Linked DNA regions of Homo sapiens: region 2 is linked to region 1. Evidence: chromatin contacts called from ENCODE Hi-C or POLR2A ChIA-PET data. All regions are on one chromosome and are shown on one strand. Each heading gives the region's core, a stretch centred on a gene start or an enhancer-like site at or near the end of the contact. The rest is flanking DNA. Distances are from core to core; before and after follow the strand shown. Region 1 holds the start of CHTOP (chromatin target of PRMT1). Region 2 holds the start of ILF2 (interleukin enhancer binding factor 2).

Evidence for each region. A loop is a pair of places that touch in the nucleus more often than their neighbours do. ChIA-PET counts read pairs that join two places held with the same protein, here RNA polymerase II (POLR2A). Pooled maps may share reads with other maps.
Region 2: a loop to region 1 is called in a map of B cell, with 12 times the contacts of the local background. The contact joins the promoter of ILF2 here to the promoter of CHTOP in region 1. A Hi-C loop is called at or near these places in 37 of 168 maps with a recorded cell type or tissue (B cell, CD14-positive monocyte, CD4-positive, alpha-beta T cell and 25 more), 30 of 37 single-sample maps with no recorded cell type and 35 of 50 pooled maps. POLR2A ChIA-PET finds 5 or more read pairs at or near these places in 43 of 52 experiments (A549, A673, AG04449 and 33 more).

What each region holds. Positions count from the first base shown.
Region 1 is chr1:153,630,660-153,637,332 of GRCh38, forward strand. CHTOP (chromatin target of PRMT1) reads left to right here and starts at 3,407. Exons shown (of 6, transcript NM_015607.4): 1 at 3,407-3,684; 2 at 5,913-5,994. The coding sequence starts at 5,930. S100A1 (S100 calcium binding protein A1) reads left to right here. Exons shown (of 3, transcript NM_006271.2): 2 at 1-3; 3 at 1,039-1,380. The coding sequence ends at 1,182. It also overlaps a transcript of S100A13 not described here. RefSeq lists an enhancer at 3,381-3,490 and a silencer at 3,831-3,910.
Region 2 is chr1:153,668,231-153,674,903 of GRCh38, forward strand. It overlaps ILF2 (interleukin enhancer binding factor 2), which reads right to left and starts at 2,763. Exons shown (of 14, transcript NM_004515.4): 1 at 2,688-2,763; 2 at 1,941-2,000; 3 at 1,606-1,648; 4 at 223-327. The coding sequence starts at 2,692. It overlaps TRX-CAT1-1 (tRNA-iMet (anticodon CAT) 1-1), which reads left to right and starts at 3,020; the gene lies at 3,020-3,091. RefSeq lists a silencer at 2,783-3,162 and enhancers at 3,203-3,342, 3,893-3,972, 3,983-4,032.

The DNA.
Region 1 (6,673 bases), core at 2,157-4,656:
GATGTGAGCATAGAGTGGTGGAGTGGGAGTGGAGTGGGTGAAGGTTGGGGGAATGGGGTGGACACCCCCTTGCTATCTCCCCACCCCACCTCCAGCTCAGCCTAGCCTCTTTCTTTCCTTTCCCAGGCTTCTCTCCTGGGTTTTTCCAGGCTCCCCTACTCCTCCTGGGTCAAGTCAAAATGCCCTGGTTTATTGATCACCTGTTAAGTGTTAGGCCCTGTGTAGATTCATCAATAATAAGACACACAGACTTAGAAGGGAAAGATTGACACTTAAAAGTAAACCATGAACTCCAGGAAATACACAGAGCCTTAACAGATGTACCAGAAAGGGTTATGAGAGATTATTAACCTGATTGAAGTCAGATGGCTTTCCTGAAGAGGTGGCACTTGAACCATGGATTTCCATTGGAAGATTATCTGGGTAAATGCAGACATTTTAGGAGGAGGTAACTGAATGAACAAAAGCATGGGAGAAAGAAGAATGTGGAGCATGTCAGTAGTTTCATTCAACTGGCATGAAGGATGTAGAAAACTAGGCTGCTAAGGCTAACCAGGGCCCCAAAGTAAAGAAGCCTCAGGATACGGTAGAAAGTGCACCGGTTTTGAGGTTTTATTGGACTGGGTTCAAATTCCAGCCCTGCTACTTTCTAGCTGTGGGACTTTGGGCATATTTATTTAACCACCGATTACCAATTTGTTTCTTCTCTAGAATGGAAATAATGAAACATACCTCACATTATTTGTATTAGAATTAAATTAGACAGTGCTTGTAAAGCTCCTAGTGTAGTGCTTGCTTTATTATAGGCACTGAACATACGGTAACTGGTGTCATTATTATTCATTCTGCCAGGTGAAAGAGCTTATGCTGTAGGCAACAGAAGCCCTCAAGACCTTTGAGGAGGCCTAGAAGAGTCCCATAATTCAATGCAGTTCCTCTCGCTCATCTTTGCCTCCTGCTCCTCAACCACCCCCTTGCCTCTGACTCAGTGCTGTACCCTTCCCTATACACCTCCCTCTTCCTCTCCTCCCACCACAGGCCCAGAAGGATGTGGATGCTGTGGACAAGGTGATGAAGGAGCTAGACGAGAATGGAGACGGGGAGGTGGACTTCCAGGAGTATGTGGTGCTTGTGGCTGCTCTCACAGTGGCCTGTAACAATTTCTTCTGGGAGAACAGTTGAGCAGACAGCCACATTGGGCAGCGCCCTTCCTCTCCACCCTCCCAGACCTGCCTCTTCCCCCTGCTTCCACCTCACCCCACTTATCCCTCTCCATAACCCCACCCTTGCCCACCCCACCCCCACCCCCACCAAGGGCGCAAGAGTAGCGGTCCAAGCCTGCAACTCATCTTTCATTAAAGGCTTCTCTCTCACCAGCCATCCGATGTCTGTCTCCTCTGGGATCTGGAAGTGGGTGGAGACGTGAAGACTGTTCACTCTCAACTCCCCTTATTTGGGGAAGTGTCTTATTTAGAAAGAGGTCAAGGTGCATTACATCTTCCTACTTGAGGAATGCTCAAGGTCCAGAAATGTGGGGGTTCAAGGTTCCAGTTGGAAGTCGAGGAGACATCAGCTTCTCAACTATAAAACCAGAGGAAGAAATAATCTTTTTTTTTTTTTTTTTTTTTTGGAGACACAGTCTGGCTCTGTCACCCAGGCTGGAGGGCAGTGGCACGATCTCGGCTCACTGCAACCTCCGCCTCCCAGGTTCAAGCGATTCACCTGCCTCAGCCTCCCGAGCAGCTGGGACTACAGGCGCCTGCCACCACGCCCGGCTAATTTTTTGTATTTTTAGTACAGACGGGGTTTCACCATGTTGGCCAGGATGGTCTCGATCTCCTGACCTCGTGATCCCCCCGCCTCGGCCTCCCAAAGTGCTGAGATTACAGGCATGAGCCACCGCGCTAGGCCGAAAGAATCTTCTTTCAATCAACGAACATTTACTTAAGTGGTACTATGTGTAAACACTGTAGGAACTGAGGCTCCAGCATTAAGCAAAATAACCACGATCCTTACCCTCACATGGGTAAGGATGCTGGGCCATTACTTACACACAGACACACACAAACACATACACACACGCACACGCCCAAGTGCCAGGAAGGAAAATGAAAGGGTCTTGACGTGCCAGTGGAGCAGAGGAAGGGTTGCAGATGTGTCATTCTCTCATTCCTCAAACATATGTACACTGTATTGTGCACATAGTCATTAGAAAAATCCCTTATTGAGGCCGGGCACAGTGGCTCACGACTGTAGTCCCAGCACTTTGGGAGACAGAGGCGGGCAGATCACTTGAGGTCAGGAGTTGGAGACCAGCCTGGTGAAACCCCATCTCTACTAAAAATACAAAAATTAGCGGGGCATGGTGGTACGCGCCTGTAATTCCAGCTACTCAGGAGGCTGAGGCAGGAGAATCGCTTGAACCTGGGAGGCGGAGGTTGCAGTGAGCCGAGATGGTACCACTGCACTCCAGTCTGGGTGACACAGCGAGACTCCATCTGCAAAAAGAAAAAAAAAAGAAAGAGAGAAAAATCCCTTATTGAGCAGGAAACATAGCTTATGCCCATAATCCTAGGAGTCGGGAGGCTGAGGTGAGAGGATCACCTGAGCCCAGTAGGTCAAGGCTGCAGTGATCCGTGATTCATTGCGCCACTGACTCCAGCCTGGACAACAGAGCCAGACCCCGTCTCAAAATAACAACAACAAATCAGAGAGAGAAAAGAGAAATCCCTATGTAGGTCTGCAACAAAATAAACACGGATGGCAGGTGTGGGGGGAGGACATGGAAACGCAATCGAGGACGCAAAGGTGCCCCACCCCAAGAAGGAGTAAACAGTATCTAGGCCAAGTTGGGGAGGGGAGGAAGTGAGGAGGAAAACATGGACGGGCGGTGGTGTTGGCCGGTGCAGGATGGGAGAGGAATTTGCTCCTAATACTGGCCTCCTGGGCCTTGGCTGGAGCATTTACGGCACTTCACAACTCTCAGACTGGGCGAGTGGCCATGAGGGGAAAACCAGTGCAAATTCCCCAGGCCCAATTGTCCGGAAGAAGACGAGGCAAGTCCGCGTAAAGATTTTTAGACGGTGTACCTTGGCTAGGGAACGGAGGGGCGAGGGAATTCGGGACCCAAATCCCCTCTAAGGCCCACATTAATAACTACCCCCAAGAGGTTGCAGCGCAACCACTACTGGAACGTGAAGTCCCCGGCACGCCCCAACAACAGGACCATTGGCCACGCCCCTAGGGGCGGGGCACTGCATGGAAAGCCCCGCCTTCGCCCTAAGGCTCCGCCTCTGACCTCTGCGCAGGCGTAGCTCAAATCTTTCCCGCCCTCTAGTCGTGCGCGGATCTGACGCCTGACGTAATTGCGTAGACGCCATTTTAGCCGGTCAGACAAGCACTGGACGTGGCGGCCATTTTGTTTTGGACACCGAGCAGGAGCTGGCGGCCGCTGCAGACGAAAGGCAGGAAAGGGCAGGCCGGGTGAGCAGACGGATCGGCCGACTAGACAGCCAACCAGCAACAACGAACTGAGCTCGCATACTACCGCTTACGCATCTAACCAACCGCCCATCTAGCTAACCCGAGCCCCTCCACCGTCAACTCAGGTTCGGCCGGTCCCCGGCCCGCCTGCCGGAGCCGTGGTGGCAGCCCCGGGAGGAGCACTGGCGTCTGTTTCCTTCGGTGAGTTTCGGTAGTGAGAAGGAGCCGGGGGAGGTGCGGTCTTGAGGAGCGGAAGGGGCCGGCGGACGCGGAAAGGGGGTGGTGGCATGTGGACATAGCTACGGTGTTGGAGCGTGGAGGCCCCGGGGAGGAGGCGGAGCCCCTGCGAAGGGGCGGGGGAGGGGCTGAACTGGAACCTGGTGGCGGGATTGATGGAGGTTGGGGTTTGATAGGATAAAAAGGAAACTTGGCGGGTAGAGCAGAAGTGGAAGTCTTGACAGGGCTTTGAGGATGGTAGGGAGATTAAGAAGTACAAGACTTTGAGGAATGTTGGAAATTAATGGCGGCTTTAGGGTTAAGTTTTGTGGAGGGCTCTTTGCGAGCTAATTCCCAGGTGAATTTAGAAAACCTTTCCTACTCCCCCAGATCGTCAGTTTCTTGTTAAAGTCCCTACTTGATTCTGGAGTTGAAAGCCACTTTTGAAACTAGGCATGCATATATATATGTATATATATACATACATATATATATATATTTTTTTTTGGGGGGGGACGGAGTTTCGCTCTTGTTGCCCAGGCTGGAGTGCAATGGCACGATCTCAGCTCACTACAACTTCCGCCTCCCGGGTTCAAGCGATTCTCCTGCCTCAGCCTCCGGAGTAGCTGGGATTACAGCCATGCGCCACCACGCCCGGCTAATTTTGTATTTTTAGTAGAGACATTTCTCCATGATGGTCAAGCTGGTCTCGAACTCCCAACCTCAGGTGATCCGCCCGCCTCGGCCTCCCAAAGTGCTGGGAAAACAGGCGTGAGCCACCGCGCCCGGCCCTGCCTGTATTTTCACTGTAGATCAGTGGTTCTCAACTTTAGCTGCACATTAGAAGCACCTAGGTAGCTTTCCCCCGACCCCACAATTGGTTCATTTCCAAACCTCATTACCAGAGATTGTGGTTTAATTGATCTAGGCCCAGATGTCTGTATTTTCTATTTTTTTAATTAATTTATATTTTTATAGAAACGGGGTCTTACCATGTTGCCCAGGCTGGTCTCGAGCTCCAGGGCTCAAGCATTCCTCCCGCCTTGGCCTCCCAAAGTGCTGAGATTACAGGCGTGAAGCACCGCGCCCGCCCTGTCCGGCCCTATGTTTTAAAAGCTCCTTGGATAAGTCATATGTAGTCAAGGTTGAAAATGACTGCTCTAGAGTAAAAGCCAAACTCGGCCCGGTGCGGTGGCTCACGCCTGTAATCCCAGCACTTTGGGAGGCCCAGGTGGGTGGATCAGGTGAGGTCAGGAGTTCAAGACCACCCTGGCCAACGTGGAGAAACCCCGTCTCTACTAAAAATAAAAAAAAATTAGCCGGGCATGGTGGCACGTGCCTGTAGTCCCAGCTACTCAGGAGGCTGAGGCAGGAGAATGGCTTGAACGGGGAGGCAGAGGTTGCAGTGAACTGAGATCACGCCTCTGCACTCCAGCCTGGGCGACAGAGCCAGACTCTGTCTCAAAAAAAAAAAAAAGCCAGACTCCATACTTTGATTGCTAGATTGGCTTCTGCCGTTTTTGAGAAATTCCCGGGTATTTTGTGGGCCTTGAAGTTTGTTTGTTTGTTTGGGGTTATTTGTTTGTTTTAAAGAGATGGGGTCTCAGGCCAGAGTGCAGTGGCATGATCACGGCTCTTTGCAGCCTCCAACCCCTGGGCTCTAGCGATTCTCCCACCTCAGCTCCCCTGAGTAGCTAGGACAACAGGTGCTGGCCACCATGCACCGCTAATTTTTTTTTTTTTTTTTCTTAGTAGAGACTGGGTCTCGCTTTGTTACCCAGGCTGGTCTCTAACTCCTGGCTTCAAACCATCCTGTGCCCTTGCCCTCCCAAAGTGTTAGGGTTACAGGCGGTGAACCACCATACCCAGCCACCTTGAAGTTATAATAATCTGAGGTAATTGCCATAGAAACTTAAGAACTTTTGCTGGGCGTTGGGTCCCAGTGATCCCAACACTGGGAGGCCAAGGTGGGAAAATCCTTTGAGGCCAGGAGATTACGGCTGCAGTGGCCACTGCATTCCAGCCTGAGTGACAGAGCGAGACCCTGTCTCAAAAAAAAAAAAAAAAGAAATTTAAGCACTTGAAATGTGCCCTCGTGTGCTCTTTAGTCATCAGTGATAAGGCCTTTTTATTTATTTTTGGCTTGGGCCTTGCCACTTATAGAAATGATGTCACTATTGTGATTTGCTCATTTTACGTATTGTTCTTTGTAGATTCTCGGGATTCGAAGATGGCTGCACAGTCAGCGCCGAAAGTTGTGCTAAAAAGCACCACCAAGATGTCTCTAAATGAGCGGTGAGGCAGCCAACAGCAACTTCAACTCCTTCCTAAGAAAACATTACTTAACTTGGCCCTGGGGTCCAATGCACAAAGCCAATTTTAAGCTAAATACCAACAGAAGGCTACAGACCTCTGTTCTTAGTTGCATCTCATGTGGTACACAAAACAAATTGGGCGGTTGTTTCAAAACCCCTTATCAGTAGACTTTTATGTTAAGCTGTCTGAAGTATTTATTTGGTGGGATGTATTTTAAAAGACTCCTAACACTCTTCCTTTTCACATTTTTTTACGTTGATACTGGGGTCGTGCAGCACGGTAGCATGGTACCCTGGCTACAGTAGGCTTGCTGCCCAGTCCAAGGCCAGCAGTGTTGTGTCTGGCCTGTAAGAGGCAGGTAGCAAGCCATGAATATGTCCAAAGGCCCTTGAATGTCATTCTTGGGCCTTGTAAGAGGCACTCGCTTTGCTCCATTTCACTTTCTTTCCATTCTGCTTTTAGTTTGGTTTTGTTTTGGATTCTTCTACAGTTAAGTGTTCTTCTCTTCCATTCCATTATACTTCCTTGACAGAAATAATGAGTCTCTTCACAGGCTCATAAATGATCAAACTGATGTAACTTTGAAAAGTAACTACTTGGAGTCAGAAAAAGTGATGATTGGAGACTAAGAAAAGTAAAGATATTCAAAGGCAGTTTC
Region 2 (6,673 bases), core at 1,513-4,012, 37 kb after region 1:
GAGAACAACTCTTTGTCCCCAGTAAAAATAAGAATGCATATGTAATTTGTTTATATATCCACCTGGCTATCTCCACCCACAATGAGAAATAAGGAGAACAATTAAACCCTTTGTGGATTTCAGGCTCTGTTAACACCATTCTTAACCTTACCAACAGTTACTCTTTACCAATACTTTTAACTGCTTTAGAGACATTTCTGGAAGACAGCCAAAAGAACATACCTGTTCAGCAGAATTGGGAGCCAGGTCCTGATTCCTCTTCAGCAAGGCCTCACTGAAGGAAGTTTCATCAGGTGCTGGCTTGACCCGGGGAAAGGCCATTTCACACTAAACCAGAAGTAAACAACTACATTCTATTTGCCGAAGATAATATACAGGAGAGATTGTTTTTTCTATTACTACGACAGAAAAAGGTTAAAAACAGAAAATTCTACACTTGTTTTTACTGCTTAATTTGTTCAATTAGCTGGGCGTGGTGGCTCACACCTGTAATCCCAGCTACTTGGGAGGCTGAGGTGATAGCTGGGCGTGGTGGCTCACACCTGTAATCCCAGCTACTTGGGAGGCTGAGGTGAGAGAATCCCTTGAACACAGGAAGCGAGGTTGCAGTGAGCCAAGATCGCGCCATTGCAACTCCAGCCTGGGCAACAGAGTGAGACCCTGCCTCAAAAAAAAAAATTTATTCAAAGGCCAGGCACAGTGGGTCACGCACACCTGTAATCCCAGCACCGTGGGAGGCTGAGGTGGGCAGATCACTTGAGGTCAGGAGTTCAAGATCAGCCTGGGCAACATGGTGAAACCCCGTCTCTACTAAACAGACATACAAAAATTAGCTGGGCATGGTGGCAGGTGCCTGTAATCCCAACTACTCAGGAGGCTGAGGCAGGAGAATCGTTTGAACCCTGGAGGCAGAGGTCCTGATTCCTCTGCCTCCCAGGTTCAGTGCAGTGAGCCAAGATTGCACCACTGCACTCCAGCCTGGGTGACAGAGTGAGACTGTCTCAAAAAAAATAAAAAGTTCAAACAAGGATAAAAGCTGGAATAGCCATAATTTAAGCTATCACTATCTTTATAGTAACAGATATACCATAAATACAATTACTTGTTCAGAACAAAGATTATAATCATGTTTAATGCCAACAGTAGCCAAGGAATTATTCTCCCCACCATGCTTACACTGTTTCTGTATGTAAAGCAACACACAGTTGACTCAAAACCCCAAATCTTTTCACAAATCACTTTCCCTCCCTATTTCAACCATCTTTTTTTTTTTGTAGTGGTGCCATCTTGGTTCACTGCAACCTCCGCGTCCCGGGTTCAAGCAATTCTCCTGCTTCAGCCTCCCAAGTAGCTGGGATTAGACACATGCCCAGCCAACTTTTTTATTTTTAGTAGAGACGGGGTTTCACCATATTGGCCAGGCTAGTCTCAAACTCCTGACCTTCAGGTAATCCATCTGCCTCGGCCTCCCAAAGTGCTGAGATTACAGGCGTGAGGCACTGTGTCTGCCCTCTTCAACCACCATCTAACTTCATTAACTGGGAGATACTGGGCTCCATTTCAACAGTGACCAGAAAATGTGTATCATTAACCCAAGGTACTCACCAAATAGAAGTCAAATGGGATATGTGGTACAAAGGGCCTGAACCTAAAACATGAAAAACAGCCAAATTATTCCCTAGGTAGGAATCAAGCGAGATGTAAATAACACGCCAACAATTTTGAAAACATGTCAGTCCTCAGAATGAGTGACAAAGTCTCCGGGGAGGGAAAGAATCATTCTTAGCATAGTGGGGCCAAATTCATTTAACAGGAGTGCAGGAAAAGACCACAGTTGGCTCTCGCAAAACCAAGTGACATTAGTCTACTCTAAAACTCCTATTTAGATGACAAGCAGAAACTAACAACCAAGTGCAGAGATGCTAAAAGCTGGTACTCACCCTCCTCCTGGGCCTCCTCTGGAACCAAAGCGCCCACCACGACCACGGCCTCTGTCACCCCTAGAAATGCAGATTTTATTTTGACCTCATTGAAGGAATACCCACCGGCCATATCATCTTAGGTTGGCTACTTTCATCCCTCGGAACCTCCCAACGGTAGGCAAGAGACCCCACTCACACTTACACTTGTCCCCATTCCAAATGGTGCCCAGTTACACCCCCATAACCTCCTCTAAGTTAATCCAACCCCCATCAAGTAATGATGGGGCTCAGTGAGCCCTACACTTAATAACCCATAATCCTGGGCCACACGAATCCTAATACTTCGGAGGCTAAAGATTGCTCATTTCTTCACTAAGGTACACATTTATCGGGCGTGTCCTAATGTCAAGGCCTTCGCACTGAGGATGAATGCGGCTCGCTCCAGCATTCTCAGCCCGGATGACGGGGGCGGGGGAAAGGTGGGGAGCTCCTCCAGGGGCTTGAGGACACCCCCTCATCGCAACCCTTCAGAGACAAAGGTGTCGAACCCCCCTCCCCACTCCTGGGCCCGAACCCCATCCCGGGCCCAAGTTTCCCCGCCTCTACCGGCCTCCATCTCTCCCACTATCCTAGACCAGGAGTTCTCAGGTTTTTGGCCAGCCCCCGGATACATGGCCCTTTCTGATACTCCGACTTCTTTCGGCCCACGTTCACAAAGTTTTCCGTCGAATACCTGAAACCTTTCGACCGCTTCGACCCACTTACCTCATGGCGCCTTAAAACACGAACAATGGAGGCCGCACCAACCGCCCCTTCCTCTGAGTAGCAGACAACTGAAGAGGCGTCTTGCCGGCGTGTCCCAATAAAACCCGGTGCGATTGGCTCCCGCCTTACCCCATCGCTTATGCCTATTGGCTTACTTTGTCAAACCGGGCTTATGAACCAATAAAAAACGCCTACTGTGTCAGGAACTAGCCAATAAGAACTGGTTCTATAGTAATGACGAATTTTTGATCAGACATTAGGTGGCACTAAAGAAGTCAGGACAACGACTACGTAGTGTTCTATAACAATCATGAGAAATTTTAGTTCTAGATAGCAGAGTGGCGCAGCGGAAGCGTGCTGGGCCCATAACCCAGAGGTCGATGGATCGAAACCATCCTCTGCTATCGGAGTTTTTTCATTGCCCTGTACGGCATACGTAATCTACGTTTCTTTAGTGAAGGAAAATATCTTGCCAATTTTCCTACCTCAAAAATGCAACCAATATCAGCTATTTTTGCCACTAGCAGTTGAAGTTGATGGGGAAAAGGGAGTTTAGGCAACTATGAACACTGCACGTCTACAAACTCGAAGCAGGAGAAACAGGTTTTAGATAGGAGAGGAGTATATTGATTGAATTAGTGTGGAAAACATGGTTTTCCATGTCCATGGAAACAGGTGATCCACCCGCCTCAGCTTCCGAAAGTGCTGGGATTACCGGCGTGAGCCACAGCGCCCAGCTTGGTTACATAAATTCTTTAGTGGTGATTTGTGAGATTTTGGTGCACTCATCACCCGAGCAGTATACACTGAACCCAACTTGTAGACTTTTATCCCTCACCTACCTCCCTTCCATAAGTACTTTTTCGATATTTAATTTACTACAGCAGAACGTAAACATCTTAAGTCTAAACGTATTCTGGCCACGTAACCACCATCCAGATTAAAATAAATATTATTAATTTTTAAAAAACAAGCAAACAAAAAGCGGACCGAGTGCGGTGGCTTGTGGCCACCCAGCACTGTGGGAGGCCGAGACGGGTGGATCACCCGAGGTCAGGAGTTCGAGATCAGCCTGGCCAACATGGTGAAACTCCGTCTCTACTAAAAATACAAAAATTAGCCGGCGTGCTGGCGGGCGCCTGTAATTCCAGTTACTCAGGAGGCTGAGGCAGGAGAATCTCTTGAATCCGGGAGGCGGAGGTTGCAGTGAGCTGAGATGGCGCCACTGCACCCCAGCCTGGGCGATAGAGGGAGACTCCGTTTAAAAAAAAAAAAATCTTACTTGAGGTTTGTTGAGCTTCTTGAATCAATGGCTTCAGGTTTGTCGTCCATTTATTAAATTTATCAGCTATTATCTCTTCAAGTATTAGTTTTACCTATTATTTCCCTCGTTCCTGAACTCCAAATAAAGACGGGTTAGACTTTTCCCCCAGTAATCTCTTTGTCTCTTACCCTCTCTTCTATTATTTCATTTTATTTAGACACAGGGTCTCACTCTGTTGCCCAGGCTGGAGTGCAGTGGTGCACCATCATAGCTCACTGCAGCCTCAACCTCCTGGCCTCAAGAGACTCTCCCATTTCGGCCTCCCTAGTAGTTGGGACTACTCAAAGGCACAGGCCACACCACTCCGAGCTAATTTTATTTTTTTTTTTGAGATGGAGTCTCCCAGGCTGCAGTGCAGTGGCGCTATTTCAGCTCACTGCAACCTCCGCCTCCCCGGTTCAAGCGATTCTCCTGCCTCAGCCTCCCGAGTAGCTGGGACTACAGGCGCCCGCCACCACGCCCAGCTAATTTTTTTTTTTTTGTATTTTTAGTAGAGACGGGGTTTCGCGGTGTTAGCGAGGATGGTCACCATCTCTTGATCTAGTGATCTGCCCGCCTCGGCCTCCCAAAGTGCTGGGATTACAGACGTGAGCCACCATGCCCGGCCCTGCCCAGCTAATTTTTGTATTTTTAGTAGACATGGGGTTTCACCATGTTGGCCAGACTGGTCTCAAACTCCTGACCTCAGGTGATCCTCCTGCCTCTGTCTCCTAAAGTGCTGGGATTACAGGTGTGAGCCACCTCCTTTGGCCCCGGGCTTACTTATTTATTTATTTTTGTAGAGATGGGGTACTTTATATGTTGTCAAGGCTAGTCTTTGTTTTGTTTTTGTTTTTGTTTTTGTTTTTGTTTTTGTTTTTGTTTTTTTTGAGACAGAGTTTCGCTCTTGTTGCCCAGGCTGGAGTGCAATGCGTGATCTTGGCTCACAAACTCTGCCTCCCAGGTCCAAGTGATTCTCCTGCCTCAGCCTCCCGAGTAGCTGGGATTACAGGCATGCACCACCATGCCTGGATAATTTTGTATTTTTAGTAGAGACAGGGTTTCTCCATGTTGCTCAAGCTAGTTTCGAACTCCCAACCTCAGGTGATCCACCCACCTCGGCCTCCCAAAGTGCTGGGATTACAGGCATGAGCCACTGCAAAGGCCTTTTACCCTCTCTTTTTATGCTTTTCATTCCTTTTTATCCATTCTTCATTTTAGGTAGTTTCTGCTGTCCTTTCTTCCAATTTATTACTTGCTCCTCAGTTTAGTCTAACATAGTATTAAATCTATCATTTGGTTCTTAATTTTGGTCTTTTAATATTTTGGGTCTGTATTATTATTATTTTTGAGACAGGGTCTCACTCCTGTTGCCCAGGCTGGAGTTCAGTGGCATAAACACAGCTCACTGAAGCCTCAACCTCTTGGGCTCAAGCGATCCTCCTGTGTCAACCTCCAGAGTAGCTCGGACTATAGGCATATGTCACCACACCCAACTAATTTTTTAATTTTTGGTAGAGATAAGGTCTCACTATGTTGCCTAAGCTGGTCTCCAACTCCTGGGCTCTAGTGATCCTCACCTCAGCCTCCCAAAGTTCTGGGATTACAGATGTGAGGCACCAAGCAGGACCTTAGATTTTCTATTTATTCTACTCCCAGGTTGCCCCTAGGAGTGCAGCCTTTTGAGATCCTAGCCCAAAACACGAAGGTGGTTTACCAAGGTTATCACCTTTGGGGACATTTGGACTCCTTTTTTTTTTTTTTTTTTTGAGAGTGAGTTTCCCCCTATTGCCCAGGCTGGAGTGCAGTGGCGCAATCTCGGCTCACTACAACCTCTGCCTCCTGGGTTCAAGTGATTCTCCTGCCTCAGCCTCCCGAGTAGCTGGGCTTACAGGCATGCACCACCACGCCTGGCTAATGTTTGTATTTTTAGTAGAGATGGGGGGTCTCACCATCTTGTGCAGGCTGGACTTGAACTCCTGATCTCATGATCCATCCATCTCAGCCTCCCAAAGTGCTGGGGTTACAGGCATGAGCGACCGTGCCTGGCCCTTTTTCTTTTTTTTAATTTAAAAAAATTGAAATGGGGTCTCGCTCTGTTGCCCAGGCTGGTCTGAAACTCCTAAGCTCAAGCCATCCTCCCGCCTTGGCCTCCTAAAGTGCTGGGATTACAGGTGTGAGCCACCACACCCGGCCTGGACTTCACCGGCCCCACACAACCTATTTTCTGCCACTAATTCCAAATCAGCAAATGACCCCAGGGTAAAATCAGCCCTACTGCTGGGCTTACTTCTCTACTTTCCTGTACTTTCATGCTGTCACACCAATAATTTCTCACTATCTTATTTTTTTAATTATTATTATTTTTTGAGATGAAGTTTTGCTCGAAATGGAGTGAAATGGTACGATCTCAGCTCATTGCAACCTCCGCCTCCTGTGTTCAAGCAATTCTGCCTCCGCCTCCCAAGTAGCTGGGATTACAGGCACCTGCCACCACGCCCGGCTAATTTTTGTATTTTTAGTAGAGACGGGGTTTTGCCACGTTGGCCAGGCTGGTCTCGAACTCCTGACCTTAGGTGATCCACCTGCCTTGGCCTCCCAACGTGCTAGGACTATAGGCGTAAGCCACTGTGCCTGGCCTCACTATCTTATTAGTTCTTTTATTATTATTTATTTATTTATT